Regions from separate parts of the Homo sapiens genome. Here region 1 is linked to region 2. A link is an interaction called in ENCODE POLR2A ChIA-PET data of the cell type or tissue named here. Cell type or tissue: B cell. All regions are shown on one strand. Each heading gives the region's core, and the rest is flanking DNA. Links, peaks and the distances in the headings are about the cores only. Region 1 overlaps ZNF823 (zinc finger protein 823). Region 2 overlaps ELOF1 (elongation factor 1).

The links. Peaks named below come from ENCODE experiments on the same cell type or tissue, not always from the same donor. Only the 100,000 strongest peaks of a DNase experiment are listed, where the experiment ranks them.
Region 1: POLR2A ChIA-PET joins it to region 2 with 8 read pairs; 2 of 35 experiments call an interaction of 5 or more read pairs at or near these places.

The regions. Positions count from the first base shown.
Region 1 is chr19:11,717,641-11,733,320 of GRCh38, reverse strand. ZNF823 (zinc finger protein 823) reads left to right here. Exons shown (of 4, transcript NM_001080493.4): 2 at 7,994-8,120; 3 at 9,067-9,127; 4 at 9,979-12,056. The coding sequence ends at 11,620. Among named protein-coding and RNA genes, the nearest start is that of ZNF823, 13 kb to the left of the region's middle. In B cell, for the core only: no CTCF peak of the experiment used is centred there; no DNase peak of the experiment used is centred there.
Region 2 is chr19:11,541,471-11,557,150 of GRCh38, reverse strand. It overlaps ELOF1 (elongation factor 1), which reads left to right. Exons shown (of 4, transcript NM_032377.4): 2 at 2,786-2,919; 3 at 3,070-3,140; 4 at 3,341-4,105. The coding sequence starts at 2,804. The coding sequence ends at 3,405. It overlaps CNN1 (calponin 1), which reads right to left. Exons shown (of 7, transcript NM_001299.6): 3 at 10,410-10,476; 4 at 10,182-10,319; 5 at 9,244-9,354; 6 at 7,682-7,828; 7 at 6,828-7,601. The coding sequence ends at 7,356. Among named protein-coding and RNA genes, the nearest start is that of ELOF1, 9.9 kb to the left of the region's middle. RefSeq lists enhancers at 2,526-2,725, 4,384-4,503, 4,923-5,217, 4,587-5,558, 15,491-15,610. In B cell, for the core only: no CTCF peak of the experiment used is centred there; a DNase peak (open chromatin) is centred at 2,790; H3K27ac peaks cover 3,032 bases.

The DNA of each region.
Region 1 (15,680 bases), core at 4,274-8,273, 170 kb before region 2:
ATCTCAGCTCGCTGCAACCTCCGACTCCTGAGTTCTAGCTATTCTCCTGCCTCAGTCTCCTGAGTAGCTGGGACTACAGGCGCGTGCCACCACGCCCAACTAATTTTTGTATTTTTATTAGAGACGGGGTTTCACCATGTTGGCCAGCATGGTCTTGATCTCTTGACCTCATGATCTGCCCACCTCAGCCTCCCAAAGTGCTGGGATTACAGGCGTGAGCGGCTGCACCCGCCTTGGTCATTATTTCTAGGTCCTGGCAAAGTAGTCCTAAACTCCTTGGATTTTTCCGAGTGATGGGAATGTGTTTTGTTATTCCCAGCTCTTGTCAGACCTTAGGTGAAGTTATGCTAATGAGGTGACTCAGCATGAGGTCACTAGGTAACTAACTTGAGGATGGGGACTGGTGACCTGAAAGAGCAAACACATGATGACAGGACTGGAACTTTAAGCCCCATCTTCTGACCCCAGGAAAGGGAGGGAGGCTAGAAATTAAGTTGAATAAAATTTATTGAACAAAGACATCGGGACAGCTTCCAGGTTGGTGAACACGTGGATGCGCTAGGAAGGTGGTGTCAAGAGGGAAAGCTTTGCCGGGCGCGGTGGCTCCCGCCTGTAATCCCAGCACATTGGGAGGCCGAGGTGGGCAGATCACGAAGTCAGGAGATCGAGACCATCCTGGCTAACACCGTGAAACCCCGTCTCTACTAAAAATACAAAAAAATGGCCGGGCGCGGTGGCTCACGCCTGTAATCCCGGCACTTTGGGAGGCTGAGGCGGGCCGATCACGAGGTCTGGAGATCGAGACCATCCTGGCTAACACGGTGAAACCCCGTTTCTACTAAAAATACAAAAAAATGGCCGGGCGCGGTGGCTCATGCCTGTAATCCCGGCACTTTGGGAGGCTGAGGCGGGCGGATCATGAGGTCTGGAGATCGAGACCATCCTGGCTAACACGGTGAAACCCCGTTTCTACTAAAAATACAAAAAAATTAGCTGGGCGTGGTGGCAGTTGCCTGTAGTCCCGGCTGCTCGGGAGGCTGAGGCAGGAGAATGGCGTGAGCCCGGGAGGCGGAGCTTGCAGTGAGCCGAGATCATACCACTGCACTCCAGCCTGGGCGACAGAGCGAGACTCCATCTCAAAAAAAAAAAAAGGGAAACCTTTAACCATCCCTGCCCTTTCCCTTGCTGAATACCTCTTTTCCATTTGGCTGTTGTTGAGAAATCCTTTATAACAAACTAGTAACCTTAAGTTACTAGTGTTTTGCTGAGTTTCATGAGTTATTTTAGCCAATTTTTTTTTTTTTTTTTTTTGAGACGGAGTTTCACTCTTGTTACCCAAGCTGGAGTGCAATGGCACGATCTCGGCTCATCGCAACCTCTGCCTCACGGGTTCAAACGATTCTCCTGTCTCAGCCTCCCGAGTAGCTGGGACTACAGGCATGCGCCACCATGCATGGCTAATTTTGCATTTTTAGTAGAGGTGGGGTTTCTCCATGTTGGCCAGGCAGGTCTCGAACTCCTGACCTCAGGTGATCCACCTGCCTCAGCCTCTCAAAATGCTGGGATTACAGGCGTGAGCCACTGCGCCTGGCCTTTAGCCAGTTATTGAACCAGAGGATGGTGCTGTTGTATTTATACACAGTTGGTTAAAAGGTTAGTTCCTGGGGCTTACAAATGACATCTGCAGTGGGGGCCTGTTGTGGGACTGAGCCCTCTAGCAAGAAACTTATGGGATCTGTGTTAATTCTGGGTGGTATAAGAATTGAACTACTGGACACCCAGTTATTGCTGGAGAATTGGTTGGTGTTCAGCGAACGGCACACCTTTGTTATCAGAAGTCAGAGGCACCACAGGTCAGAGCCTTAAACCGACTGACTGTTATTCAGTATATGTTTATCATGTATGAATCCAGATGCATAGTTTTCTCTCTTCTGAGTTTTCAGTTAATTAATATTACACTTAATATTCCATTAATATGATGCTGAAAAGGTTTTTTTGTTTTTTTGAGATGGAGTTTTGCTCTTGTTATTGCCCAGGCTGGAGTGCAATGGCGTGATCTCGGCTCACCGCAACCTCTGCCTCCCGGGTTCAAGCGATTCTCCTGCCTCAGCCTCCCGAGAAGCTGCGATTACAGGCATGCACCACCACGCCTGGCTAATTTTGTATTTTTAGTAGAGACAGGGTTTCTCCATATTTATCAGGCTGGTCTCGAACTCCCGACCTCAGGTGATCCACCCGCCTCAGCCTCCCAAAGTGCTGGGATTACAGGCGTGAGCCACCTCACCCGGCTGCGGGCGGTTTTTTTTTTTTTTTTTTTTTAGTTTCTTTGCCTCAGTCTGTTTGATTCATGCTGCTGTCTGAGGTGTGGGTCACCCACTTCACTCTCATATTCCACGGCTCATAGGACTTGAATTGTTTCATTTTTGCTGGACTTTGTTGACAATGTCATCTTTGTTTTTGTCCCCAAATGCTAACACTTTATACATTTTGTACATATAGGGGGAAATGTGCTGGGTTGTGGATTATGGATAAATTTAAATGTGCTAGGAAAACCCGTTGGCATGTATGGATTAACTGGCAGACCATGTGTGCATGTGTGTTTATTCCTTATAAATATTTATCTCCATGTGATTAGATGTTGCTTTTTACTGATTAACATCGGTGTTGAGCATTTTTTCTGTATGGCCTTTCATCTACTGTGAAATAATTTTCAGCCATTTTCTCATTAATTAATTAATTAATTTTTAAGTCAGGGTCTTGCACTATCACCCAGGTTGGAGTGCAGTTCTGGGATCATGGCTCACCACAGCCTCAGATTCCTGGGCTCAAACAATCCTCCTGCCTTCGTCTCCTATGTAGCTGGAACTACAGGCACATGCTACCATCCCTGGCTAATTTTTAAATTTTTTGTAGAGATGAGGTTTTGCCATGTTGCTTAGGCTGTTCTCAAACTCAAGCAGTCCTCCCACTCCAACCTCCCAGAGTATTGGGATGACAGGCATAAGTCACGCACAACTCTTCTTCTTAATTTTCAGAGTTGAATTTCTGAGTCCCTTCCTTTGGGATCTACTTTATTTTCTTACATAAGAAAACGGCCAGGCACGGTGGCTCACACTTGTAATCCCAGCACGTTGGGAGGCCGAGGCAGGCGGATCATCTGAGGTCGGGAGTTTGAGACCACCCTGACCAACATGGTGAAACCCTGTCTCTACTAAAAATACAAAATTAGCTGGGCATGATGGCACAGGCCTGTAATCCCAGCTACTTGGGAGGCCAAGGCAGAAGAATCACTTGAACCCAGGCGACAGAGGTTGCAGTGAGCCAAGATCATGCCATTGCACTCCAGCCTGGGCAACAAGTGCGAAACTCCGTCTCAAAGGAAAAAAAAAAAAAAAGATTCTTTACTCAGGGACAAGATATAAGCCCTGGATCATAAGACCTCCCCAAACAGGTTAATTTGAAAGCCTTCCAAACGTAACTTGTAGGATAGTACAAGGTGACCTAATGCCTAAATATCAGACCAGTGACCAAGTTTCCGTCTTAGAGGAAACTTGTTTTTCCTGGTAGACACCTTATGGCCCATTGTCTGACCAGTTTTTCTTTTATTACTACCAAGATAGCCACTGCCAAAATAATCTTACAAAGAAAGCCCTGACTGGGTAGAAATTAGATTCAGGTATATTGGTCAGGTAAGACACAGAGGAAGCAACTCAACAAAATGCAAGAAATAACAGAAACTATGTATTATTTAGAGATCCCAGAAAGAAGAGGTTAGCACACATTGAAAGCCAGTAGGTACTGGGAAGCCATCTAGTACATGTGTATTTTGCTATGTGGTTTTATAAGTTTTGCCTTATGTATTTTGATGATTTGTTTTATGAGCATAGATATTAATGATTATTATGTCTTCTTGTATAACTGACTTCTTTATCTTTATGAAATCTCTTCATCCCCTGTATCTTTCCTTGACCTAAAACCTGATTTATCTAAATTTAAAATAGCTAGTCCATATTTCTTTTGATTAGGGCTAGAATGGCATATATTCCTCCATACCTTTATATTTAATGTATTTGCATCTTTCAGTTTAAAATGGTTTTCATGTACACATTGCTGGGCCTTGTTTTATTTGTTGTTTTTTTTTTTTTTGAGACAGAGTCTTGCTCTGTTGCCCAGGCTGAAATGAGGTGGCACAATCTCGGCTCACTGCAGCCTCCGCCTCCCGGGTTCAAGTGATTCTCATGCCTCAGCCTCCCAAGTAGCTGAGATTACAGGCATGCACTGCCACGCCTGGCTAATTTTTTTGTATTTTTAGTAGAGACGGGGTTTCATCATGTTGGACAGGCTGGTCTCAAACTCCTGGCCTCAAGCAATGTGCCCGCCTCAGCATTCCAAAATGCTGGGATTACAGGCGTGAGCCACTGTGCCCTTCCAGCCTTGTTTTTTTAATTCTATTCAGCCAGTCCATGTCTTTTTAACTGGTATATGTAGATATACACATTCAAAGTGGTATTGACATAATTGGATTAATATGTACATATGTCAATTGTTTTCTATTCTTATACTTGACTGTTTTTTCAACTTCTCCACTTTTTCTGCTTTCATTTTAACTGAGCATTCTATATGATTCTATTTGCTTGCTTCTATTAGTATAGTAAGTCTACTTGTTTCTTAAATTTTATTAGTGAATTCCCTATAGTTTGTAGTATACCATTTATAACTAATGGACCTTCAGTTTCAAATAATGCTATACTGGCTTTGGGAGTAGTGCTGGTATTACTTACTGTTCCAAATTCCATCCTCCCATCCCATATAACACACTGTTATTCATTTGCCCTATCGGAAGCTGTTACTACCCAATACATTGCTAGTATTATTTCAAACAAATTTGTATCTGTTAGATCAGGTAGTATAAGAAAAGTATGCCATAATATACCTGTGTGCTTTTCAGTACCCTAATTTCTGAAGGAAATTTTATCTCCAGCTTTTCTTCCCAAGACTTAGTAGGTCTGCTGTTCGTCTTAACCGTAATCTGTTGTTCCAGGTGGTTGAAGGCTTTCTGTGTATTTTGCAACATTTTGAAGCAGTTCTTGCCATGTTTGACCCTGATTGGGTTCCATCACTGATTAAATGGAAAAGAGAGTCTTGGCCGGGCGCTGTGGCTCACGCCTGTAACCCCAGCACTTTGGGAGGCCGAGGCGGGCGGATTACGAGGTCAGGAGATCGAGACCATCCTGGCTAACACGGTGAAACCCCGTCTCTACTAAAAATACAAAAAAATTAGCTAATCGTGGTGGCATGTGCCTGTAGTCCCAACTACTTGGGAGGCTGAGGCAGGAGAATGGCGTGAACCCAGGAGGCGGAGCTTGCAGCGAGACACTGAACTCCAGCCTGGGCTACAGAGCGAGACTCCCGTCTCAAAAAAAAAAAAGAAAGAAAGAAAAGAGAGCCTGTTTCAGACCTTTGGATAGTCCTTGTACCAACTGGAAAATACAAAGGCAATAATTTGCAAGTAAGACCTGATCTGCTGTCTCTAGGGATCCACATTGAAAACTTGGTCTGCTGTCTTCAAGACGGGCTCTGATGTGAGGAGGGATTGGGACAAGGGCAAATAAAAACTCCACAAAGCTTTTCAACCATTTTTTGCTTTCCTTTTTCTGTTTGTTTATCTCCCTGTTAATAGTATAGGATGCCGAATATTATAGTTTAAAAATCCTTTATCTGTTTTTGGAAAGCTGTAACTTTCTTGGTTAGAAGGTTTTTTTGGGCGGTTTCTTTTTTTGTTGTTATTGTTTTTTGTTTGTTTGTTTGTTTTGAGATGGAGTCTCACTCTGTCTCCAGGCTGGAGTGCAGTGGCATGATCTTGGCTCATTGCAGTATCCGCCTCCCAGGTTCAAGCGATTCTCCTGCCTCAGCCTCCTGAGTAGCTGGGATGACAGGTGCGCCACCACACCCAGCTAATTTTTTTTGTATTTTTAGTAGAGACGGGGTTTCACCATGTTGGCCAGGATGGTCTCGATCTCCTGACCTTTTGATCCGCCCCCCTAGGCCTCCCGAAGTGCTGGGATTACAGTCGTGAGCCACCACACCCTGCCGGTTAGGTTTTTAACCTTTTCAGATATTTGTGACTTTTATTAGATTTGGTAATATAATCTTTGTTGACTGCTAAAAGTCTCTTTAGGAATTTAGGAAATATTATAGATAATCATGAGAGGTGACACTGAGTTTTTTGTTAGAACATGTGCAATCTTTCCCTGTCTTTCCTCCTCCTTTGTCATTATCCAATGAAAAATGTGTAATTTTTCCATTGAGATAGTGAGATATTTTTTATTAGTCTTTTGTCACGCTTAACTACATTTGGTCTAATGGAAACCAGTTGCCAGTTTCCAAATGTTCTCTCTTAGTGTAATTGCATAGGATGGGCTAAATATCCCATGTAACAAGTTGCAACCAAACACGTGAAACGTTAGCTACTAGGGTCCGTCAGTAGTGATCCAGTGTCCAGAGTGTTTCTTCATAACTGTCTTAGTCTGGTTTTTGTTACTTATAACAGGATTACCTGAGCCTGGGTAATTTATAAAAACAAACAAACATTATTTTTTTATACTTCTGGAGACTGAGAAGCCCAAGGTCAAGGCTTAGCATCTGGTAAGAGCCTCCTTGCTGGTGGGGACTCTGCAGAGTCCCTAGGTGGCACAGGGTATCGCATGGCCAGGGGCCCAGTGTTAATTCAGGTCTCTTCCTCGTCTCTTAAGGACACTAGGCCTACTCCTGAGATACCCCATTTATTCATTAAGCCATTAATCTATGAATGGATTAGTACCTCAAGATCCAATCAAGTCTTAAAGCCCCACATTTCATTATTGTCATATTGAGGATGAAGTTTCAGCATGAGTTTTGGAGAGCACAAGCATTCTAACTTGTGCTGTGGCTAACAGGTATTCTCTCTCTGCTGATCATGTAACAAACTTCCAAACTCTCAGAGGGGGAATAGGAGTTAAGTTAAAAAAAAATTTATATATATATATATATATATGTATTTTTTATTTTTTGTTTTTTACTTTTATTATATTTTTTGAGACAGGATCTCATTCTGTTGCTTAGGCTGGAGGGAGTACAGCGGCATGATCACGGCTCACTGCAGCCCCAACCTCCTGCGCTTGGGTGATCCTCTCACCTCAGCATCCTGGGTAGCTGGGACTACAGGCATGCGCCACCACATCTTGCTATTTTTTTTTTTTTTTTTTTTTGTATTTTTTATAGAGACAAGGTCTCACCATGTTTCCCAGGCTGGTCTCAAACTCCTGGGCTTAAGTGATCCACCTGTCTTGGCCTTCCAAAGTGCTGGGATTATAGGCATGAGCCACTGAGTCAGACCTAGTTTTATTTTTTGTTGAGAAAAGGGCTCACTATGTTGCCCATGCTGGTCCTAAACTCCTGTTCTTAAGTGATCCTTCCACTTTGGCCCTGCAAAGTGATGGGATTGCAGGCCTAAGTCACCATGCCTGGCCCCTATATTTTGCATAAACAGTTTAGGCACACTCAGCCTCTGTTATTAGTTACATTAGTGGGATCCGGTGCCTAGACACCATGAAAGATCCAAGTTTGCAAATGAGCATTTGTCAGGATATGCAGTTTCAGGACTGGGAGTGGTAACTCTTCTACACAATAGGTAGTTGTACTTTGTCATGATAAGAACTACACAGACCGCTGTAGAAATAGACATCAGGGGTGACGCAGGCAATAAGACTCACTCACTTAACTCACCAACAAGAGGCAGGTTCCTATTCGACTGTTACTTTACCAAACACATTCAACTAAAGCATCACAATGGCTTTGTGGGAAAAAGTGAGTGTAGACAAAATAAGAGTGGGTTTACTATGTCATCGAATAAATGCTTGGAAACCACAGCATCATGCAAAGTTTATGCAGTGAGTATGGATTCTCAGTGCTGTCCATCTCAACCTTCCTCCTCTGCACATGTGGGATGTTTCAGGACTCAGTGGCCTTTGAAGATGTGGCTGTGAACTTCACACAAGAGGAGTGGGCTTTGCTGGGTCCATCACAGAAGAGTCTCTACAGAAATGTCATGCAGGAAACCATTAGGAACCTGGACTGTATAGGTAAGGATGACATCATCTCTTCACTTAGTCAATTAGAGACATTTGTTTCCTGGCCATCAACGCTGTTCATGATTTGAAATATGGAAAGAGGATATGGTTGACCCTTGAACAACACAGGGTTTAGAGGTGTCAGCCCCTCAAACAGTCTTACATCCTCTAATAACTTTTTTTGTCCCCCGCAACTTAACCACTAATAACCTATTGTTGACTGGCCCACTTATGGATAACATAAACATTAGATTAATCCATATATTGTATGTCATATGTATTACATACTGTACTGTCACAGTAAAGTGGGCTTGGGAAGGAAAATGTTGATGAGAATCATAAGAAGAGAAACTGGCCGGGTGCGGTGACTCACACCTGTAATCCCAGCACTTTGGGAGGCCGAGGCGGGAAGATCATGAGGTCAGGAGATCGAGACCATCCTGGCTAACATGGTGAAACCCCGTCTCTACTAAAAACACAAAAAAAATTAGCCGGGCGTGATGGCGGACACCTGTAGCCCCAGCTACTCGGGAGGCTGAGGCAGGAGAATGACGTGAACCTGGGAGGCAGAGTTTGCAGTGAGCTGAGATCGCGCCACTGCACTCCAGCCTGGGCGACAGAGCGGGACTCTGTCTCAAAAAAAAAAAAAAAAAAAAAGATGAGAAACTATATTTACTATTCATTAAGTGGAAGTAGATCTTCATAAAGGTTTTCACCCTTGTTGTCTTCACACTGAGTGGGCTGAGGAAGGGGAGGGGTTGGTCTTGCTGTCCCAGGGGTAGCAGAGACTGAAGAACATTCATGTATGAGTGGAGCTGTGCAGTTCAAACCTGTGTTGTTGAAGAGTCACATGTACTTTGGTGAATGAATCATGCATGATTGCAGTACGCGTAAAATCTTAGAGTTTTTCTATAATTTTGTAAACATTTTTAGTGATTTTCCTGGGTCTACCTTTTAGAAATGAAATGGGAGGACCAGAACATTGGAGATCAGTGCCAAAATGCCAAGAGAAATCTAAGGTAATTTGCACCCACAAAAGAAAGCTATGTCCCTGCAGTGGTTCATAGAATGATAAGAAAATTTTAAAAACGAGCAGAGAAAATGAACAAGCCCAGCTTAAATTTATTCATTCCAATAATTCTTTTTCTGACCAAGCACAGTGACTCGCACATGTAATCCCAGCACTTTGGGAGGCCAAGGTGGGAGGATTACTTGAGCCTAGGAGTTTGAGATCAGCCTGGGCAACATAGTGAGATCCCCATCTCTATAAAAAAAAATTTTCCCGAGGAACATATAGTTAAATGTGACATAGCTATTCAGTCTTTGCAAAATAGTTCCCTTGGAAATGGTATTAAGAATCTCCATGTGGGCCAGGAGCGGTGGCTCACGCCTGTAATCCCAGCACTTTAGGAGGCCAAGGCGGGTGGATCACCTGAGGTCGGGAGTTCAAGACCAGCCTGGCCAACATGGAGAAACCCTGTCTCTACTAAAAATACAAAATTAGCAGGGCGTGGTGGCGCATGCCTGTAATCCCAGCTACTTGGGAGGCTGAGGCAGAAGAATTGCTTGAATCCGAGAGGCAGAGGTTGCAGTGAGCCGAGACTGTGCCATTGCACTCCAACCTGGGCAACAAGAGTGAAGCTCCGTCTCAAAAAAAAGAAAGAAAGAAAGAAAGAATCTCCATGTGAATATCACTGTTTTGCTAATAGCTGTGATGGGACCATCTTACACAGCACTGTCACTTCACATTCAAACAGGGGATGAAGCCTGTACTTTGCATGATAATGTTACAAATATAAATCTAGTACTTCAATATATAGAAAATCACTTATAAACAAACCTTTAGTAATATATTTCTTATTTGTTACAGAAGTCATACATGTGAAATTAAAGATGACAGTCAATGTGGAGAAACTTTTGGCCAGATTCCAGATAGTATTGTGAACAAGAACACTCCTCGAGTAAATCCATGTGACAGTGGTGAGTGTGGAGAAGTCGTCTTGGGTCATTCGTCTCTTAATTGCAACATCAGAGTTGACACTGGACACAAATCATGTGAGCATCAGGAATATGGAGAGAAGCCATATACACATAAACAACGTGGGAAAGCCATCAGTCATCAGCACTCCTTCCAGACACATGAAAGGCCCCCCACCGGAAAGAAACCCTTCGATTGTAAAGAATGTGCAAAAACCTTTAGTTCTCTTGGAAACCTCCGAAGACACATGGCGGCACACCATGGAGATGGACCTTATAAATGTAAGTTGTGTGGGAAAGCCTTTGTTTGGCCCAGTTTATTTCATTTGCACGAAAGAACACACACTGGAGAGAAACCGTATGAATGTAAGCAGTGTTCTAAAGCCTTTCCTTTTTACAGTTCCTATCTAAGACATGAAAGAATCCACACGGGAGAGAAAGCGTATGAATGTAAGCAGTGTTCCAAAGCCTTTCCTGATTACAGTACCTATCTAAGACATGAGAGAACTCACACCGGAGAGAAACCCTATAAATGTACACAATGTGGGAAAGCCTTCAGCTGTTACTATTACACTCGACTACATGAAAGGACTCACACGGGAGAACAACCCTATGCATGTAAGCAATGTGGGAAAACGTTTTATCATCACACAAGCTTTCGAAGACACATGATAAGGCACACTGGAGACGGACCACATAAATGTAAGATATGTGGGAAAGGCTTTGATTGTCCTAGTTCAGTTCGAAATCATGAAACTACTCACACTGGAGAGAAACCCTATGAATGTAAGCAGTGTGGGAAAGTGTTATCTCATAGCTCGAGCTTTCGAAGTCACATGATAACACACACAGGAGATGGACCCCAGAAATGCAAGATATGTGGGAAAGCCTTTGGTTGTCCCAGTTTATTTCAAAGACATGAAAGGACTCACACTGGAGAGAAACCCTATCAATGTAAACAATGTGGTAAAGCCTTCAGTCTTGCCGGTTCCCTTCGAAGACATGAAGCAACTCACACTGGAGTGAAACCCTATAAATGTCAGTGTGGGAAAGCCTTTAGTGATCTCTCTTCCTTTCAAAATCATGAGACAACTCACACTGGAGAGAAGCCATATGAGTGTAAGGAATGTGGGAAAGCATTCAGTTGTTTCAAATACCTTTCTCAACATAAAAGGACCCACACAGTAGAAAAACCTTATGAGTGTAAAACATGTAGAAAAGCCTTCAGTCATTTCAGTAACTTAAAAGTCCATGAAAGGATTCACTCTGGAGAGAAGCCATATGAATGTAAGGAATGTGGAAAAGCATTCTCTTGGCTCACTTGCCTTCTACGACATGAAAGAATTCACACTGGAGAGAAACCCTATGAATGTCTACAATGTGGTAAAGCCTTCACTCGTTCCCGTTTCCTTCGAGGACATGAAAAAACTCACACTGGAGAGAAGCTGTATGAATGTAAGGAATGTGGGAAAGCATTGAGTTCTCTCCGTTCCTTGCATAGACATAAAAGGACTCACTGGAAAGATACTCTCTAAATGTATGGAATGTGGGAAAACATTCAGTACTTTAATTTCAGAAACTTGAAAGAACTCACTTTGGAGATAGACCCTATGAATGTAAACATGGGATAAAGCCTTAAGTAGTTTCAATTTTTTTAAATACAGTTATCCCCCAATATATTGCAGGGGATTGGTTCCAGCACCCTCTAAATCCACAGATGCCAAGTCCTTTGTTATATGGCATATTTGCATGTAACCTATGCATATCTTCCAGTATACTGTGTAAATCATCTCTAGATGACTTTTAATACCTCATGCATTGTAAAAGCTATGTAAATAGTTGTTTGATTGTATTGTTTAGAGAATCATGACAAGAAAAATAGTCTCTACATGTTCGATGCAGACACAACCATTGCAGGCCCACCTACGTGGTATATGTCACCCAGAACATTAAAATTTGTTTTAACATTCACAGATTGCTTTTGTTTTGTGACCTGAATGAGCATGTCAACACTTATCAAAATCCTGCTTCTCTCTTGATAACCCAAGTATAATGATGATGATGATGATTGCTGGATGGTGCCTAACATTGTCATGTGTTGTAGCATTATAGACAAGCAGGAGACATCAGGCTAACTTGAACCTTGACAGAATATCAGGATGATCATCAGTGTTCAAAGAACTAGGTTCTGATGCAGATGTTGACTTGTTGGAGGAGGCCAAATAATACTAATGTCAAGATCTGTTCAGCTTCAGGGCTGCAGATCCTTAACCATGGAAGGCTCTGTGTTTATATTTGCAGGTGCTTAGTGAGAAGTGTAGGAAGCTAGTTTTTCTTTTTTTCTTTTTTTTTGAGTCATCAAAAAAATCTTGCACTGTTTGTTGGCATGTTATTCCATGGGTGACATGGAGGCTTTGTTCCATCGAAGGATCTTACTTGAGGATGATGAACTTTCTTAACAGTTTTGCCTATTGAAAAACTGCTGCAGGTCAGGCGAGGTGGCTCACACCTATATTCCCAGCACTTTGGGAGGCTGAGACAGGTGGATCACGAGGTCAGGAGATTGAGACCATCCTGGCTAACACAGTGAAACCCTGTCTCTACTAAAAATACAAAAAAATAGCTGGGCATGGTGGCAGGCGCCTGTAGTCCCAGCTACTCAGGAGGCTGAGGCAGGAGAATGGTGTGAACCCAGGAGGCGGAGCTTGCAGTGAGCCGAGATGGCGCCACTGCACTCCAACCTGGGAGACAGAGCGAGACTCCGTCTCAAAAAAAATAAAAAAAACTACTGCAAATTTTTCAAGTGTCCAAATCTGTGGCACTACCTTTTTTAAGTCATCATTATCATCATCAATCTATAGAGCATTTGAGCAGATCTTTGAGTTCCTTGTTGTAAGAATTTATGCCCTTCTGTGTGTTACTCAACATCGTCTTCAATCCTGTCAGAGATAGCCTTTCTTACCAACTCCCCTTGCAGTATTTAAGATATTCCTAACTACTGCATCAATAGTGGGGAAGCCCCTAAAATTATTGACTCCCTCACTCCATAATGGCTTCCAGCATGCTTTGAGTTTCTTGAGCTCTGGGACATCTATAGCCTCTGCAATAAGGACAGTTGCATGTGCAATTGTGAAGTGCTTTCATAAATCCACTATGGTACAGTCAGAGTTAGCATCAGGATGGCATGAATCCTCCCGAAGGTCAGGATCTACTTGATTATGCCTTGATTGAGTAGCTTTCACTGTGATGTAGTGTTAGGCAGCAGGGACATCACTTCCACATTCTTTGTGGCAAAGTAGAGAGATTGGAGATGGCCAGGAACATTGTCAATTATGAGAAGGACCTTGAGTGGCAGCCCCTTCTCTTCAAGATATTTCTTCACATCAGGAATGAAGCCTTGGTAGAACCATTCCAAGGACAAGATGATCATCACCCAAGCCTTCTTATATTTTTGCCAGAAAGGAGGCAGGCAAGTTTTGCTTTGGTTCTAAAGGACCTAGGGATTGTTTGCTCAGTAGCCAAGGCCTGGCTTGTTCTTGTGACCTGCCACATTGCCACACTGCACCAGAGTAGGTGATCTTTCCAGGCCCTGAGCCCCAGGGCCTCCTTGGCAGTCATGGATGTAGGTACCACTGGACCGCTTTCTTTTTCTAGGGCTTGCCCAATTCATTGGAATGGAGGACTTGCTCTGGAAGGTAGACTTCCTTTTTATGAGTTTTGTGAGCTCTGCTGGGAATGCTAATATTGCCTTGGCATAAGCCAGTGTCAATTCTCCTGTGGTCTTTAAATTTTTGAGGCTCTGGCGCTTTATGTAGCTAGCCCAGCCAGACAATACTGGCCTGAAACTCCTTTTCCTTGCTCTCCTCAGCCTTCTCACAGTGGTATTTATAGAGGCTGTTTTTTCCCACTTTATTTTATTATCAAAAGAGATGTTGTTCAGCGATGTGTCCTCTAGCCACATACTTAATGCTTTCTCAGTCTTTTTACTCAGTTTATCATGAAGCAGAGGGGTCATTTTTCCCATTGTAGAGGCAGCTCTAAGACTTCCAAGAATTTCAGCTTCTTTCTGCTTTAGTGTGTGAATGCTTAGTTTGTTCTTACCATGTGGCCCACTTTCAAAAGTGACATGGCATTTTTCAAAACATCTCTCTAAGATTTTTATTTTCTCATTGAGAAATAGCACTTTTTGCTCCCTGCTAGCCTTTTAGGGATAGCTTTGACCACTTGATTAGTTTTTAGGACCCATTTTTCCATTGTTTTACATATGGCATCTTAAGGGACTCTGAATATACAAAACAAGAATTGAAAAACGTCGGGTGCAGTGGCTCACGCCTGTAATCCCAGCACTTTGGGAGGCCGAGGCGGGCGGATCACGAGTTCAGGAGATCCAGACCATCCTGGCTAACACGGTGAAACCCCGTCTCTACTAAAAATACAAAAAATTAGCCGGGCACAGTGGCGGGCACCTGTAGTCCCAGCTACTCGGGCGGGAGGCTGAGCCAGGAGAATGGCTTGAACCTGGGAGGTGGAGCTTGCAGTGAGCCAAGATCGCGCCACTGCATTCCAACCTGGGCGACAGAGCGAGACTCCGTCTCAAAAAAATAAATAAATAAAAAATAAAATTGAAAAACAAGAGCAAAGTTGGTAGATTGACACTTCCTGATTTCAAAACTTAGAGCAAATTTATACTAATAAAAAAATTTAATATCAGCATACTGACAAAGAAATAGACCATTGTGACAAAATAGACAGCACAGAAATACACGTTTGCATAGTGAGTCCAACAATTTTTGACAAGCGTACTATGACGATACAATGGAGGATAGGACAGTATTTCCATAGAATGATGCTGGGGAAAAATGCACATCCATATGCAACAGAATGAAAATGTACCCTTCCCTGTCCAGGCACGGTGGCTCACGCCTGTAATCCCAGCACTTTGGGAGGCCAAGGCTGGCAGATCACCTGAGTTCAAGAGTTTGAAACCAGCCTGACCAACATGGAGAAACCCCGTCTCCATTAAAAATACAAAATTAGCCGGGCATGGTAGCTCATGCCTGTAATCCCACTACTCAGGAGGCTGAGGCAGGACAATCACTTGAACCCAGGAGGCAGAGGTTGCAGTGAGCTGAGATCGCGCCACTGCACTCCAGCCTGGTGACAGAGTGAGACTCCGTCTCAAAAAAAAAAAAAAAAAGTATAAGGCAAAAGCTTTATGAACCTGGATTTTCCAATGATTTCCTAGATATGACACCAAAGGCATGACCCATAAGAGAATAAATGGAAATATATGGAATTTTTAAACTTTCGGCATCAAAATAGACAACCCATAGAATGAGAGAAAGTATTTCCAAATCATGTATCTGACAAGAAATTAATATGCAGACTGCTTAGAGAACTCTAAAAAGTCAACAACAAAAAGCATACCACCTGTTAGGGAATAAATGTCTTCATAAAATCCACTCATTCTAATCCATTTCCCTAACGTGACAGATTAGGGAACGTCTTCTTTGGAATATAATACAGATTGGATTAGACCATGAGAGTGGAGCCTCAATAATGAAATTGGTTACCTATTGTGAGTCCGCCCAGCAG
Region 2 (15,680 bases), core at 352-4,351:
TGGGATTTGCAGTATGGAGCCACCAGTAACCTAAGTTTGGAGGCAAGGGGTGCAGAGAGATGGGTGGGAATGCAGATGGCTGTACACTAAAACAGCCTGCAGAGAAAAGGATCATAGCTGGAAGAGGATGAAGAGTTTTTTTTTCCCCCTTTTTAAATGAGGAGAGAGGTAATAACAAGTGTGTGAGAGTGATCCAGTGGAGCTGGAAAATTTGATGTTGCTCAAAGAAAAGGGGATGGGAGCCAGGGCAGAATGAACAAATTGTTTTTGCAGGAACTTACTTCCATAGTAAAGGAGGCATGCCGAAGCTGGGCATGGTGGTGCACACCTGTTGTCCCAGCTACTGAGCAGGCTGAGGCCAGAGGATTGAGGCTTTAGCAAGCTGTGATCATGCCACTGCACTCCAGCCTGGGCAACAGAGCAAGACCTCATCTCTTAGATAAATAAAGAGGGTGGGTGAATGGCTGAATGAGTTGGTCCTAGGAGCTGTCTTTGGATTGCTTCTATTTACTCAGTGAACTGGAAGCATCACAGTTAAGAGTTGGGGGTGTTGGCTGGGCGTGGTGGCTCACGCCTGTAATCCCAGCACTTTGGGAGGCCGAGACAGGCGGATCACGAGGTCAGGAGATCGAGACCATCCTGGCTAACACGGTGAAACCCCATCTCTACTAAAAATACAAAAAATTAGCCACGCGTGGTAGTGCATGCCTGTACTCCCAGCTACTCGGGAGGCTGAGGCAGGAGAATCATTTGAAGCCGGGAGGTGGAGGTTGCAGTGGGTCGAGATCATGCCACTGCACTCCAGCCTGGGCGGCAGAGCAAGACTCCATCTCAAAAAAAAAAGAAAGAGTTGGGGGTATTACATAGGAAGTGATCAGCAGATAATGAATGAAACTCCACTGTTTATTCTGGAAGACACTGGCAGGCTGCTGACCTCCCCGTCACAGTGGAACGATGCTAGAACCAGCAGTCGTGTGTGTGTGTGTTGGAGGAGGCGCCATAGGAGGCTCAGGGATGGCAAACACAGTGCCCTGAGCACCGTGCCTCGCAGGGGAGTTGGGCTCAGTGGTAACTGCTGCCGTTTCCCCACCCACCTGCCTCCTGGACATCTGTTCCTAGATATCCCTCTGCCACCCAACCCCATCATTTTCTCCAAAACCCTGTCCTTCCTATGTGTTAGACATCAGAGAATGATGCCACCTTGTCCCTCTAGCCACTATGTCCCCGCCACAACCTTGGGAGTCATCCTGGACTTTCCTTCTCTCGTCACACTCACTCACTCTGCCGCCATGTCTCCTCTGTCTCTCTCACCCTCTGCCATCTCTACCCCAACAGCCCTGTCCTGGCTGTGACTTTGTCTTCATCCAGATTATGGCTCACACCGCAGTTCCTCAAAAGCACAGGGTGACTTTGTCCTTTCACTCCTTGTAGCTCCCAGGATCCATCCAAACACCCAGAACCCTCCCACCTGTCCCTCCTCTCTCCCTCACCTGCCAGGGGACGGACAGCTGCCCTGAGCCTTCACACAGTGTTCCTCTACTCAGAAGTGCCTGTCCCCACTTCTCTGCCCTGCAGTCTGTCATCTGGATCGAGGCCATCAGATAACCTGAGTGTCACTCCTCCTGGATGGTACTTACATGTCCTTTGCCAAGAGGAGCAGCCAGAATAAAATCACCAGTTCCTAGGCTCTTAGGCTCCACCCGGCCCTGAACAGCTGGCTTGTCTTGGAGTCTCTTGTGCCACCCTCCCCAGGAACAGTGGCTTCCTTGTATTGGCGCCAGCGATGATGGGCCAGCTCTGTGCTAAGTACTTAACTTACCATTCCTGGTGTCAGCCCCACAAGTCTCCTCTGAGATAGCAACCTTATTTCGACTTTTTTTTTTTTTTTTTTTTTGAGACGGAGTCTTGCTCTGTTGCCCAGGCTGGAGTGCAATGGTGCGATCTCGGCTCACTGCAGTCTCCGCCTCTTGGGTTCAGGTGAGTCTCCTGCCTCAGCCTCCTGAGTAGCTGGGGTTACGGGTGCCTGCCACTATGGCCAGCTAATTTTTGTATTTTTAGTAGAGATGGGGTTTCACCGTGTTGGTCAGGCTGGTCTCGAACTCCTGACCTCGTGATCCGCCCGCCTCAGCCTCCCAAAGTCCTGGGATTACAAGTGTGAGCCACCACACCTGGCCTTTTTTTTTTCTTTTTTTTTTTTTATGCAGGGTTTCATCCTGTTGCCTAGGCTGGAGTGCAGTGCCTGGATCATAACTCTGGATCATCACTGAAACCTGAAACTCCTGGGCTCAAGCGATCCTCCCATCTCAGCCTCCCAAGTAGCTGGGACTACAGGCCTGCACCACCATGCCTGGCTAATTTTTAATTTTTTTTTTTTAGAGATGAGGCCTCACTATGTTGCCCAGGCTGGTATCCAGGTCCTGGCATCAAGTAATCCTCTCACCTTAGCTTCCCAAAGTGCTGGCTGGGATCACAGGTGTGAGCCACCATGCCTGGCCTTGTCTCTGTTTTATAGACGAGGAAACTGTGGCACAAAGAGCTTAAATAACCTGCCCAGGTCACGCAGTAAGTGAGAGAGATGGGGTTAGAGCCTCGTCTCACCCCTTCCATCCAGAGTGGGACAGGGAATTGTCCTCCTGCATCAGGACTGAGGGCCTCGTCCCTCAAGGGCAGAGGCCCCGGGACCACGGTGCAAGTCCCAGACCCTCTTTCCGGCCTGCTTTCTAGAGCATTGAGCTGGGGCGCTGCGTGGTTTCCTCAAACCACTGACATCTGCCACTCCCCACAGGCTCATCCACCTGCAGACATGGGGCGCAGAAAGTCAAAACGAAAGCCGCCTCCCAAGAAGAAGATGACAGGCACCCTCGAGACCCAGTTCACCTGCCCCTTCTGCAACCACGAGAAATCCTGTGATGTGAAAATGTGAGTGGGGAACAGGGCAAGGGATCCAGCCTCCCCACTGCCTCTTCCCCGCTGTTCTCCATCCTGCCCCTTGCCTCCCTTGGTGAAGGCGTCATCACCCACAGGCCCAGGACGCATTGCTCACCAGTCCCTTCTCTTGGTCTGTTTCAGGGACCGTGCCCGCAACACCGGAGTCATCTCTTGTACCGTGTGCCTAGAGGAATTCCAGACGCCCATAACGTGTATCCTTGGAAACCTGGGCTTTTTCCAGAGGGTGGGGAGGGGGCTGGAGTCCGGACCCTGCTCATCTGGCCCACTGTGTGCCCTGGTGCAGGGCCAAAGCCGTCCAGAGGAACAGGTGCCACCTAGTGATTTCTGTGGGGTGAGAAGATGCAGGGCAGGGTTCCAATGCCAATGATCGCCCTTGACCTAAGTGGCCCAGATCTGTCAGAACCCGTGGATGTGTACAGTGATTGGATAGACGCCTGCGAGGCGGCCAATCAGTAGCGACACAGAGGACCCGCCCCCTGAGCAGCCCCGCGTACTGTGGATCCAGCTGTTCGGTTCTGGTCCAGAGACATTCCAGGGGTCCAGGGTGTGGGTCCTGGGCTGTCACAGCCGTGTGTGTGTGTGTGTGTGTGTGTGTGTGTGTGTGTGTGTGTGTGTGTGTAGTGGGTGTGCGTGTGGGTGTGGGTGTGAGTGAGTGTGGGTGTGTGTGGCTGCACGTGTCACTGGGGTGGCCGTGAGTGTGTGCTCACAGGTACGCGGTGGTGTCGGGTTCCTGGGCCTGAGGGGCCTGAACTGATCTCACTTGGCTCCGAAAGCCTTTGCTGTGTTCCCTGCAGCCCCTGGCCCCCCAGCCTTGGGGCTCTGGCTCCCCCCGGCGGAATTGGGGGACTGTTTCCTGACATCCTGGACAAGGGAAGCCCACTAGAGGCTGGAACAGGACCTCTCCAGCCTCCTCACCAGCACCGTGCCCATCTCAACTGGACTTCCCGCTCTCCTTCTCCACCTTCTAGTGCCCGTGGCCGGGGATTCAAAGCCGCCGTTCCCCAGGTCCCTGGGCTGGGCCCTGACAGGGAGCCGCCCCCCTCCCCATGGTAACCAGGAAGCCCGTTTCATGTTCAGTTGCTTTTGTAGAGGAAGCAAGGGCTGGGATGGGGACAGCTGTCAATCACAAGCCCTTAAATAAAGCAGCCAGCGCACATCCCTTGCTGTCCGTGATGTCTTGGGTTCTGCGTCTGCCTGGTCACCAGAAGAAGGAGAGGGGACCTGAGGCTCTGACGTTCGGGAGGTGGCCTGGTGGCCCATGTGACCAGCCCTTCAAACCACCCAGCGTTTTATTCAGTCAGTAAGCATTCAGGGTGGTGGAGCAGGCAGACATCTGGCCAGGTGTTTACAGCAGTCACAATAGGAAATGGGGGAGGTGAGACAGAACAGGTGGTCAGAGGAGGCTTCTGGGAGGGGCAGGCTGAGACAGTGACACCGTAGGGCCACCTCTAGCCAGACGCTGACCTCTGGCCTTCCTGCGTCGCCCCAGTGTCCTGACAGCCACTTTGTGGGGCAGGTGCCAAGCTAACCCCAAGTTCAAAGATGAGGAAACAGAGGCTAGAGGTGAAGGAGGTCACTGGCCCAAGACCCTACAGCCAGAAAGTGGCACAGGGGGGATTTGAACCCAGGAAACGAGGCTCCACAGCTTACAGTCTGACTTCTTGTGAGCCCAGAGTCCAGGCTGAGGGAACAGCTTACAGGCCGTTCTGGAGGTAGTGAGTGGAAGAGGGACACGGGAGGGAAACATGAAAGGGGCCTTTATTCAAGGGTGGTGAGGACTCTCAGAAGGCTGGTGTTGGGGCGGGATGTGTGTGGCCGATGGGGAGCACCTGAGGGCTGATGTCCCCTTAGCTGGTCGCACCGGTGACAAGGACCACAACACCCAGCAACCTGGGGCAGTGCCAGACCCTCCACCTGGCCTCATGAGCCCGGGTGGCAGGTGACCTGTGCTTCAGAGTCCTCGTTGCTACAGTGCAGGGGATGAAAGCACCTTCTTCCCGGAGCCATGCTGAGGATGGAAGTGCCAGGCATGGTTTGAGCGGCTCTGGGGCCCACCCAGGGCACTGACGGATGTGAACAGCGGGGGGAGACATTGAGCTGGCCCGGAAGCCCTGGCTGCCAGACTGGGCTGCTGGGTCTGGCCTGTGCACCCCCTCAGGCCCACTCTGCCATGACATGTCTTCCCTGGTTATCCCGCCACCTCCAAGATCCCAGGTAAGGTCTGCTAGCCCTGGCAGGAGCCGGCACACATGCGCAGAGTGGTGGACAGGCACCTAGGTTTAGGGTGATGGCCCTCTGGGATCCAGCAAAAAGGGGGCTCATTCCTCTGGCACCCGAGGCCCTTCCTGCCGCCCGCCCACCCCAGCCTCACAGGCTAAGTGCTAATATGGTGCTGTTTTCCCGAGGAGGCAGGGCCCTGGGCCAGGCCCGGATCCTCCTCAGCATAGCTTCCCCGCGCCGGCCCAGGGGGAGCAGGACTTGCGGTAGCCAGGCCAAAAGCGCCTGGAATCCGGTTTACGAGGCCCCAGGGGCTGCGTGCGTCTGTGCGCGGGTCTTCTGGTGTCTGCCTCCGCAGGTCTCCACGTTCCAGCCTCAACTCCTGCCCTCCCTGGGGAGAAGACAGCTCCGTGCCGCGCTCCTCGCTTCTCTGCCTCCTCTCCTCCTTGGAATCCTGATGGTTGGGGACCTCTCCCTCCTCCCGGGGATAACAGGGTCCCCTCTGAAATGTGAGGAGGTTGAGGCCCTGGACACAGCCTTTTAGAGTCCCGGGTTGGCAGGCTCAGCCTTAAGACGGCTGAGAGCGGGCGGGGCGCACAGAATTAACCGTGCCCTATGGTGCCCTGTGCCAGTCAGTAAAGGGCCATTGCCTTGGCTCAGAAGTGCCCCTCTCCCTGTCCCCTTTCCCCTCCCCACAGTCTGGGGCTAAAGGGTTCACCCTGCCCACAGGGCCCACCAGGACCCCTACTTGTCATCCTTTCTCTATTGATGCCTGGTCTTTACCAGCGATTAAACATGTAGAACATCACCCCATCTGGGGGTGTCATTTCATGACCACAAGAGGCTTACTGTCCCCATTATTTTGATGGGAAAACAGGTCTAGGGAGGGAAAGTGATTGCCCGAGGTCATCCAGGCAGCTGCTCTGTGATTCACATGCCATTTAGCCTGTCCCAGTACTCAGGCTCTTTGTCACCACCATCCACAAGCCTCTGGGAGAGCAGTGTGGGTCGTGTGTGTGTGTGTGTGTGTGTGTGTGTGTGTGTGTGCACGCGCGCGCGCATTGGCTCTCTGGCTGTGCCTTTTTTTTTTTTTTTTTTTTTTGAGATGGAGTCTTGCTCTGTTGCCCAGGCTGGAATGCAGTGGCGCCATCTCAGCTCACTACAGCCTAGATCTCCAGGGCTCAAGTGATTCTCCTACCTCAGCCTCCCAAGTAGCCGGGACTACAGGCATGCGCCACCACACCCTGCTAATTTTTGTATTTTTAGTAGAAACAAGGTTTCACCATGTTGGCCAGTCTGGTCTCGAACTCCTGACCTCAAGTGATCCTCCCATCTCAGCCTCCCAAAGTGCTGGGATTACCGGCATGAGCCACTGTGCCCGGCTGGCTATGCCTTTTTTACATGTCGTAGGGAGTGTGTACTGCCTGTGTGTGCATATCTGTGTGTGAAAGGGGGGAGTGTGTGTGTGTGTGTGGACTTTGCATGTGAGTGTGATGGGGTGCCTGTCCTGTGTCTAGCTGAGTGGCTACAGTGAGGTGTGTGTCTTAGGGTGCGTGTGAGTGTGTATGTACGTCTTAGGGTGCATGTGGGCATGTGTGTCCGTGCAGATGTGTGTGCGGGATATGGCGCATATCTAAAACAGAGCAGCTCTGAGGCCTCAGGAGATTTTACAGCCATTTATTGTGCTCCAGTGAAATAGAAAAAAAAGAAAGTGCTCTCATTACAAACGCCACTGTCACATCCACATAGTATGCCAGTCGCTGCAAACCAAACCGCGTGTGTCCGCTGGGTCTCTGGGCATGCAGTTTGCTCCCACTGCGGGAATGGGGTGGGGGCAGGCCGAGCCTGGGCTCTGGGGGCTTTGCTGGGGGAGCTTCTGGTCCTGGGGGTACCCACTTGTGAGGGAGTGGGGGGACAGCTGGAATAGCGTTGCTCAGTGCGTCCTTTGGGCGCTGTTGGGGACACCCGGCTCTATGTTGGACCCTGTAGCACTACAGAGCGGAGGGTCCCCTTCCCCCCAATGGGCCCCCCGCCAGTCTGCTCTCTCCAAACTCTAACCCTGTAGAGGTTGAGTTCTACAGGGGCTGGAGGATGCCATGCAGGGAGAGGGGGTCGGCTGGGCCTGGCTGGGTCCAGCCAAGAGCAGCAGCAGCCTCCCTTGGGGGGAAAACAGGGAAGGCCTTGTGGCCCTAGGCGGAATTGTAGTAGTTGTGTGCGTGGTGGTTGTGGGCGGGCTCACCCAGCTCTGGGTACTCGGGAGTCAGACAGTACTTGGGGTCGTAGACCTGGCGTGGCAGCCCATACACCGTCATGCCCCGCTGCGAGGCGCCCTTGTTGCTGCCCATCTGCAGGCTGACATTGAGCGTGTCGCAGTGCTCCATGCCCAGCCCCGGCTCGAAGATCTGCCGCTTGGTCCCTGGCGCAGTCATGCCAGCCTGCGAAGGGTGGTGTGGTCAGGCCGTGGGGTGGCCAGGGTCCTGGGCCTTGACGGCGTGTCCCGGGGGCCCCCACTCACCTGGCTGGCTCCTTTGTTGGTGCCCATCTGCAGGCTGATGGTCGCCTGGTCCAGAGGCTGGTCTGTGCCCAGCTTGGGGTCGTAGAGGTGGCGCCGGGTGCCATAGGCCGTCATGCCCTGCTGGCTGGCAAACTTGTTGGTGCCCATCTAGGAAGCCAGAAGGAGAATCACACCAATAATTACAGACCTCATCATGGGCCATGAGGCATAGCTGATGGGAGAGGATGAGGCGCCGCTTTATCATTTTTTTCAATTTTTATTTTATTTTATTTATTTTTTTTTGAGACGGAGTCTTGCTCTGTTGCCCAGGCTGGAGTGCAGTGACATGATCTCAGCTCACTGAAATCTCCATCTTGCACATTCAAGCAATTCTCCTGCCTCAGCCTCCGGAGTAGCTGGGATCACAGGTGGGCATCACCATGCCCGGATAATTTTTTGTATTTTTAGTAGAAATGGGGTTTCACCATGTTGGCCACGCTGGTCTCGAACTCCTGACCTCAGGTGATCCACCCACCTCACCCTCCCAAAGTGCTGGGATTACAGGGGTGAGCCACTGTGCCTGGCCCATTTTTTAGTTTATTTTTATATTTTATTTTGTTCTATTCTATTTTTTTGTTTTATTTTATTTTATTTGAGATAGCATCTCACTCTGTCGCCCAGGTTGGAGTGCAGCGGCACAATCTTGGCCCACTGCAACCTCTGCCTCCTGAGTTCAAGCAATTCTCCTGCCTCAGCCTCCTGAGTAGCTGGGACTACAGGTGTGCCCCACCACACCGGCTAGTTTTTGTATTTTTGGTAGTGACAGGGTTTCACCACGTTGGCCAGGCTGGCCTTGAACTCTTGACTTTAAGTGATCCGCCTGCCTCGGCCTCCCGAAGTGCTAGGATTACTGGCATGAGCCACCATACCCAGCCCATTTTCATTTTTAGAGACAGGGTCTCACTCTGTCGCCCAGGCTGGAGTCCAGTGATGCAATCATTGTAACCTTGAACTCCTGGGCTCAAGTGATTCTCCCACTTCAGCCTCCTAAGTAGCTGGGACCACAGGCAGACACCACTGCATTTGGCTAAACTCTTAAATTTGTTGTAGAGATGGCGGTGGAGGGGGGTTCTATTTTGCCCAGGCTGGTCTGAAACACCTGACCTCAAGCAATCCTCCTGCCTCAGCCTCCCCAAGTGCTGGAATTACAGGTGTGAGCCACTGCACCCCGCCTGAGGCATCCTTTCGAGACTGGAAACTGAGGCCCAGAGTGGGCCTATCACATGACTGACTTCTAGCATTGAAGTTCCAGCCTGCCACGCATCAGCTGGAAGATCTGTGCAAAAGCGAGCCAGCTTCTCCGGGTCTCAGTTTTCTCATCTGCGGAAAGGGTATGTTGATAACAAGCACCTGTCTGCTGGGGTGTTGGCAGAGTGAGTGAGTTTGTGAATGGAAGATGAGCATAAGCACAGTACCCGGCCTATAGTATAGTTAATGCCAAATATCCTGTCCCCAAAAGCCTTCAGACATCAGGGTGCCCTCCTGGCCTCTATGACCTCTGCGCAGTGAGGACAGGGCGGTACCTGCAGCCCAATGATGTTCCGCCCTTCTCTTAGCTTCCCCGGCTCGAATTTCCGCTCCTGCTTCTCTGCGTACTTCACTCCCACGTTCACCTTGTTTCCTTTCGTCTTCGCCTAGGTGGGGCAGGGAAAGCAGGGACTGACAAGGGGGCCTCCAGGCTGCACAGTCCCCTTGGACACTGTTTTTTTGTTGTTGTTGACACAGAGTCTCGCTCTGTTGCCCAGGCTGGAGTGCAGTGGCGTGATCTCAGCTCACTGCAAGCTCCGCCTCCCGGCTTCACACCATTCTCCTGCATCAGTCTCCCTAGTAGCTGGGACTACAAGCGCCTGCCACCATGCCCGGCTAATTTTGTTTTGTAGTTTTAGTAGAGACAGGGTTTCACCATGTTAGCCAGGATGGTCTCAATCTCCTGACCTTGTGATCCACCTGTCTCGGCCTCCCAAAGTGCTGGGATTACAGGCGTGAGCCACCGTGCCCGGCCAACACTGTTTTTTGTTTTTTGTTTTTTTTTTTTTGAGACGGAGTCTTGGCTCTGTCACCCAGGCTGGGCAGTGGCACGATCTCGGCTCACTGCAGACTCCGCCTCCCGGGTTCAAGCGATTCTCCTGCCTCAGCCTCCTGAGTAGCTGGGATTACAGGCATGCGTCACCACGTCCAGCTAATTTTTGTATTTTTAGTAGAGACGGGATTTCACCATGTTGGCCAGACTGGTCTCAAACTCCCGGCCTCAAGCAATCCGCTCACCTTGGCCTCCCAAAGTGCTGGGATTACAGGTGTGAGCGACCGCGCCCGGCCCCCTTGGACGCTGTTGACAGCACCTGCTCCCCGATCCCTGCCCCCCGCTCCGCCACCTTCACTGGGCTCAGGAGCACAAGTGGCCACACCTGCATCCCAGCCCAGGCTGCCCACCACCCCCTGCCCAGCCTGCAACCACACTCACCATGCTGGCCAAAGCCAGGAGGGTGGACTGCACCTGTGTATGGTTGGTGTTCTCAAACAGGTCGTTGGCCTCAAAAATGTCGTGGGGCTTCACCCCATACTTGGTGATGGCCTTGATGAAGTTGCCGATGTTCTCCAGCTAGAGGGGGGCAGGTGGTGGTCACTGGGTGGGGAGGGGAGGTCTGAGGGGCTTGCGGGCAAGGATGGAAGAGATTGTGTCTGGGCTCACCTGGTGCCAATTTTGGGTTGACTCATTGATCTTCTTCACGGAGCCTGGCTGCAGCTTATTGATGAATCTGAGAAGAGTGGGGAAGGGGTAAGAAAGGTGTCCCCCCAGGGTTGGGCACGGTGGCTCACGCCTGTAATCCCAGCACTTTGGGAGGCCAAGGCGGGTGGATCACGAGGTCAGGAGAGCGAGACTATCCTGGCCAACATGGTGAAACCCCATCTCTACTAAAAATACAAAAATTAGCCAGGCGTGGTGGCACATGCCTGTACTCCCAGCTACTCAGGAGGCTGAGGCAATCACTTGAACCCAGGAGGCGGAGGTTGCAGTGAGCTGAGATTGCAGCACTGCATTCCAGCTTGGGGACAGAGCGAGACTCCGTCTCAAAAAAAAAAAAAAAAGAAAGAAAGGTGTCCCCCACTCCCGCTCTCCAGCCCAGCCCAGCAGGAGGAGGGTGACGGGATGACCACAAGGGGCCATGCCATACCCTAGCGTCACTTCTCCCTGCAGTCAGCTCTCAGCTGCAGCCCCTCCAAACCACCCAAGCACACACACAAATGGGACACTGATGCCAAGGAGCTAGACTCAGGTCCCAGTCAGAAAGCCTGCTTATCCAAGGTGTGTCCGAGTCTCTGGGATCTCCGAAGCCTCACTGGCAGGCGTGTCTCAGCATCCTTTTCTCTTGTAGACAGCAGGAAGCCCACAAGGGCCTCTTCTCTGACTCACTCCTTTAATGATCTCGCCTCTTTTTTCTTTTCTTTTCTTTTTTTTTTCTTTTTGATGCAGGGTGTGGCTTTGTCGCCCAGGCTGGAGAGCAGTGGTGCAATCACAGCTCACTGCAGCCTCAACTTCCCAGGCTCCAGCGATCCTCCCACCTCAGCCTTCCGAGTAGCTGGGATCACAGGTGCGCACCACCATGCCTGGCTTTTTTTTTTTTTTTTTTTTTGGTAGAGAGGGGGTTTCACTGTATTTGTATTGCCCAAGCTGGTCTTGAACTCCTGGGCTCAAGCGATCCTCCTGCCTCAGCCTCCCAAAGCGCTGGGATTACAGGCATGAGTGACAGCACCTGGCCTCATTCAGTGTCTTGACTTTAAGTGCCTCCATATGCCAGCAACTCCCTCATCTCCCTGCAGCTTGGGTTTCTTACCATCTCATTCAGCTCTCTCCATGGGTGCCTGGGTGTCTCAAATCAAACTCACCCTGCTCCAGACTCCTGACATGCAGCTTCCCCCTCCAGACTCCCCCCTCCCTCCACCTTCCCTGCCTAGCAGTGCCCCCTTCTAGGTGCTCAGCCAGAGCCCTTGGACTTGCCCCCAACTCCCCCTTTCTCCTTCTCTCAGCCTCATGTCCAGTCCCTCCAAAGTTCTTTGGCTCTGCCTTTTAATGAGTCCAGAAAACCACCCACTGCTCCCCGCCACCTCCACCTGGGTCTCAGCCACCAGAGTCTGTTTCCTGGCCTCTTGTAATGAGCTCCCAACTTCCACTTCATCCCCTACAGACCCACCCTTCTTCATCCAGCAGCCAGAATTTTTTTTTTTTTTTCCGAGATGGAGTCTTGCTCTGTCACTCAGGCTGGAAGGCAGTGGCGGGATCTCGGCTCACTGCAACCTCTGTCTCCTGGGTTCAAGCAATTCTCCTGCCTCAGCCTCCTAAGTAGTTGGGATTACAGGTGCCTGCTACCATGCCCAGCTAAATTTTGTGTATTTTTAGTAGAGACGCGGTTTCACCATGTTGGTCAGGTTGGTTTCGAACTCCTGACCTCAAGTGATATGCCCACCTCAGCCTCCCAAAGTGCTGGGATTACAGGCATGAGCCACTGCCCCTGGCCCAGAATGGCCTTTTTTAAACAGTTCAAGTTACCGTCCAGTTCCAAATCCTCCAGGAGCCTCCCATTGCCTTCAGAATGAAATCCTAAGTCCTCTGCCTAAAATGCCCTCTGTAGAACTGGGCACAGTGGCTCACACCTGTAATCCCAGTGCTTTGGGAAGCCGAGACAGGAGGATGGCTTGAGCCTAGGAGTTTCAGATCAGCCTGGGCAACATGGTGAGACCCGTGTCTCTACAAAAAAAAAAAAAAAAAAAACCCGAAAACTTCACCGGGCGTGGTGATGTGTGCCTGTAGTTCCAGCTACTGAGGAGGCTGGGGCTGAAGAGGCTGGGGTGGGAGGATCAGTTGAGCCTAGGAAGTCGAGGCTGTAGTGAGCTATGATTGCACCGCTGTACTCCAGCCCGGGCACCAGAGCAAGACTCTGTCTCTAAATAAATAAATGAAATAAAATGCCCTCCACCATCTGACTCTCAGTTCACTCTGCGACTTCATCTCCACTTCTGCTCAATCATTTGGTGCTCGTCACGCCAGCCTCCTTCTTGTTTCTTGAACACCCCAAGCACGATCCTACCTCACGCCTTTGCACTGGTGGCCCCCTCTGCTTTGCCTCAGGTCCCCTGAGCCCTCCCTCACTTCATCTAAGGTTCTGTTCAAATGTCACCTCTTCAGAGAGGCCTCCCAGACCACTCTCTAGGAAACTGCAGACTCTCCACCCGCAGACATATACCTGACCCTCCCATCTTCCCTTCCGCTTGAGTTTTCCCCAGGACACTTACGACCACAAATCTGTGATTATTTGATCAATTATATGATTGATCTCCTCAACTGGACTAAAAGTCCTTGAGCTCTGAGTCGAGTCTGTTCTGTTCACTGTTCCCAGTGCCTAGGCCAGAGCCTGGCACACAGCAGGAACTCATAAATGCTTCTTTTGTGAATGAATGAATGAATGAATGAGTGAATGACCGGAGTGCGTGGGTGACTGCACTACACTCTTTTTTTTTTTCTTATACTTTAACTTCTGGGGTACATGTGCACTATGTGCAGGTTTGATACATAGGTATACATGTGCCATTTTGGTTTGCTGCACCCATCAACTCGTCATTTACATTAGGTCTTTTTTTTTTTTTTTTTTTTTGAGACGGAGTCTCGCTCTGTCACCCAAGCTGGAGTGCAGTGGTGGGATCTCGGCTCACTGCAAGCTCCGCCTCCCGGGTTCACGCTATTCTCCTGCCTCAGCCTCCCGAGTAGCTGGGACTACAAGCGCCTGCCACCACGCCCGGCTAATTTTTTGTATTTTTTTTAGTAGAGACAGGGTTTCACCGTGTTAGCCAGGATGGTCTTGATCTCCTGACCTCGTGATCCGCCTGCCTCAGCCTCCCAAAGTGCTGGGATTACAGACGTGAGTCACCGCGCCCGGCCCACTCTTTTATTATTATTATTATTATTATTATTATACTTTAAGTTCTAGGGTACACATGCACAACGTGCAGGTTTGATACATAGGTATACATGTGCCATGTTGGTTTGCTGCACCCATCAACTTGTCGTTTACATTAGTTTTTTTTTTTTTGAGACAGGGTTTCACTGTTGCCCAGGCTGGAGTGCAGTGGCGCGATCATAGCTCACTGCAGCCTTGACCTCCAGGGCTCAAGCGATCCTCCCACCTCAGCCTTCCGAGTAGCTGGGACCACAGGCGCATGCCACCATGCCAAGCTAATTAAAACAAAAATGTTTTGTAGAGATGGAATCTGGCTATGTTGCCCAGGCTGGGACTGCACTGTTTGACGTCTGAGCAGTCCTCTGCCTGAGCTGGGACACCAGCATGCCTACCTCCCCACCTGCCAATTCCTTGTTCCTAGTGGATGGGAATGGAACAAGGTAAACACCCCCCACACCCCTTCTTCCCAGCATCTAGGACTTGATGAAGCTGCACCTTCAAAGTCTTCCCGAGGCCACTCACAGTCACTCTGCCCTGGGTCAGACTCAAATGCAGATCGGGCGCAGGCTGGGTTTAGGGCCCTGCTATGCATTAAGATTGCAGTGGAGCCGGGCGCGGTGGCTCACGCCTATAATCCCAGCACTTTGGGAGGCCGAGGTGGGTGGATCACAAGGTCAGGGGTTCGAGACCAGCCTGACCAACATGGTGAAACCCCGTCTCTACTAAAAATACAAAAATTAGCTGGGCGTGGTGGCGGGCACCTGTAATCCCAGCTACTCAGGAGGCTGAGGCAGGAGAATTGCTTGAACCTGGGAGGCAGAGCTTGCAGTGAGCCAAGATCATGCCACTGCACTCCAGCCTGGGTCACAAAGCAAGATTCCATCTGAAAAAAAAAAAAAAGATTGCAGTGGAACTGGGGCTTGGGAGCTGTTAGGGTTTTCACCTCCCTCAGCAATGAGGTTTTGAGGCGAGGAGAAAACCAGGGCCGGCAGGGTGCAGTGGTTCATGCCTGTAATGCCAGCACTTTGTGAGACTAAGGCGGGTGGATCACTTGAGGTCAGGAGTTCGAGACCAGCCAGGCCAACATGGCAAAATCCCGTCTCTACTAAAAATACAAAAGTTATCCGGGCAAGGTGGTGGGCACCTGTAATCCCAGCTGCTCAGGAGGCTGAGACACAAGAATCACTTGAACCCGGAAAGCAGAGGTTGCAGTGAGCTGAGATCATGTCACTGCACTCCAGCCCGGGTGACAGAGGAAGACTCCATCTCAAAAAAAAGAAGAAGAAGAAGAAGGTCGGGCGAGGTGGCTCATGCCTGTAATCCCAGCAATTTGGGAGGCCGAGGCAGGTGGATCACTTGAGGTCAGGAGTTTGAGACCAGCCCGGTCAACATGGTGAAACACTGTCTCTACTAAAAAAAAAAAAAAAAAATACAAAAATTAGCCAGGCGTGGTGGCATGTGCCTGCAATCCCAGCACTTTGGGAGGCCAAGGCAGGTGGATCACTTGAAGTCAGGAGTTCAAGACCAGCCTAGTCAACATGGTGAAACTCCATCTCTACTGAAAAAAAAAAAAAAAAAACAAAAATTAACCGGGCATGGTGGCACGTGCCTGTAATCCCAGCACTTTGGGAGGCTGAGGTAGGTGGATCAATTGAGGTCAGGAGTTCGTAACCATCCTGGCCAACATGGTGAAACCCCATCTCTACTTTAAAAAAATACAAAAATTAGCCAGGCATGGTGGTGCGTGCCTGTAATCCCAGCTATTGGGGAGGCTGAGGCAGGAGAATCACTTAAACCCTGGAGGCGGAGGTTGCAGTGAGCCGAGATTGTGTCTCTGCACTGCAGCCTGGGCAACAGAACAAGACTGTATCTCAAAAAAACAAAAAGAAAACAGAAAGAAAACCAGGGCCTCCTTTAATTATTGCTGCACATCTCTCCTCACATCACCAAGCCAGCCATGAACAGCTGTTGGCTGCTGCCTTTTAGCTGTGACCGCTCTTTCTGGGGAC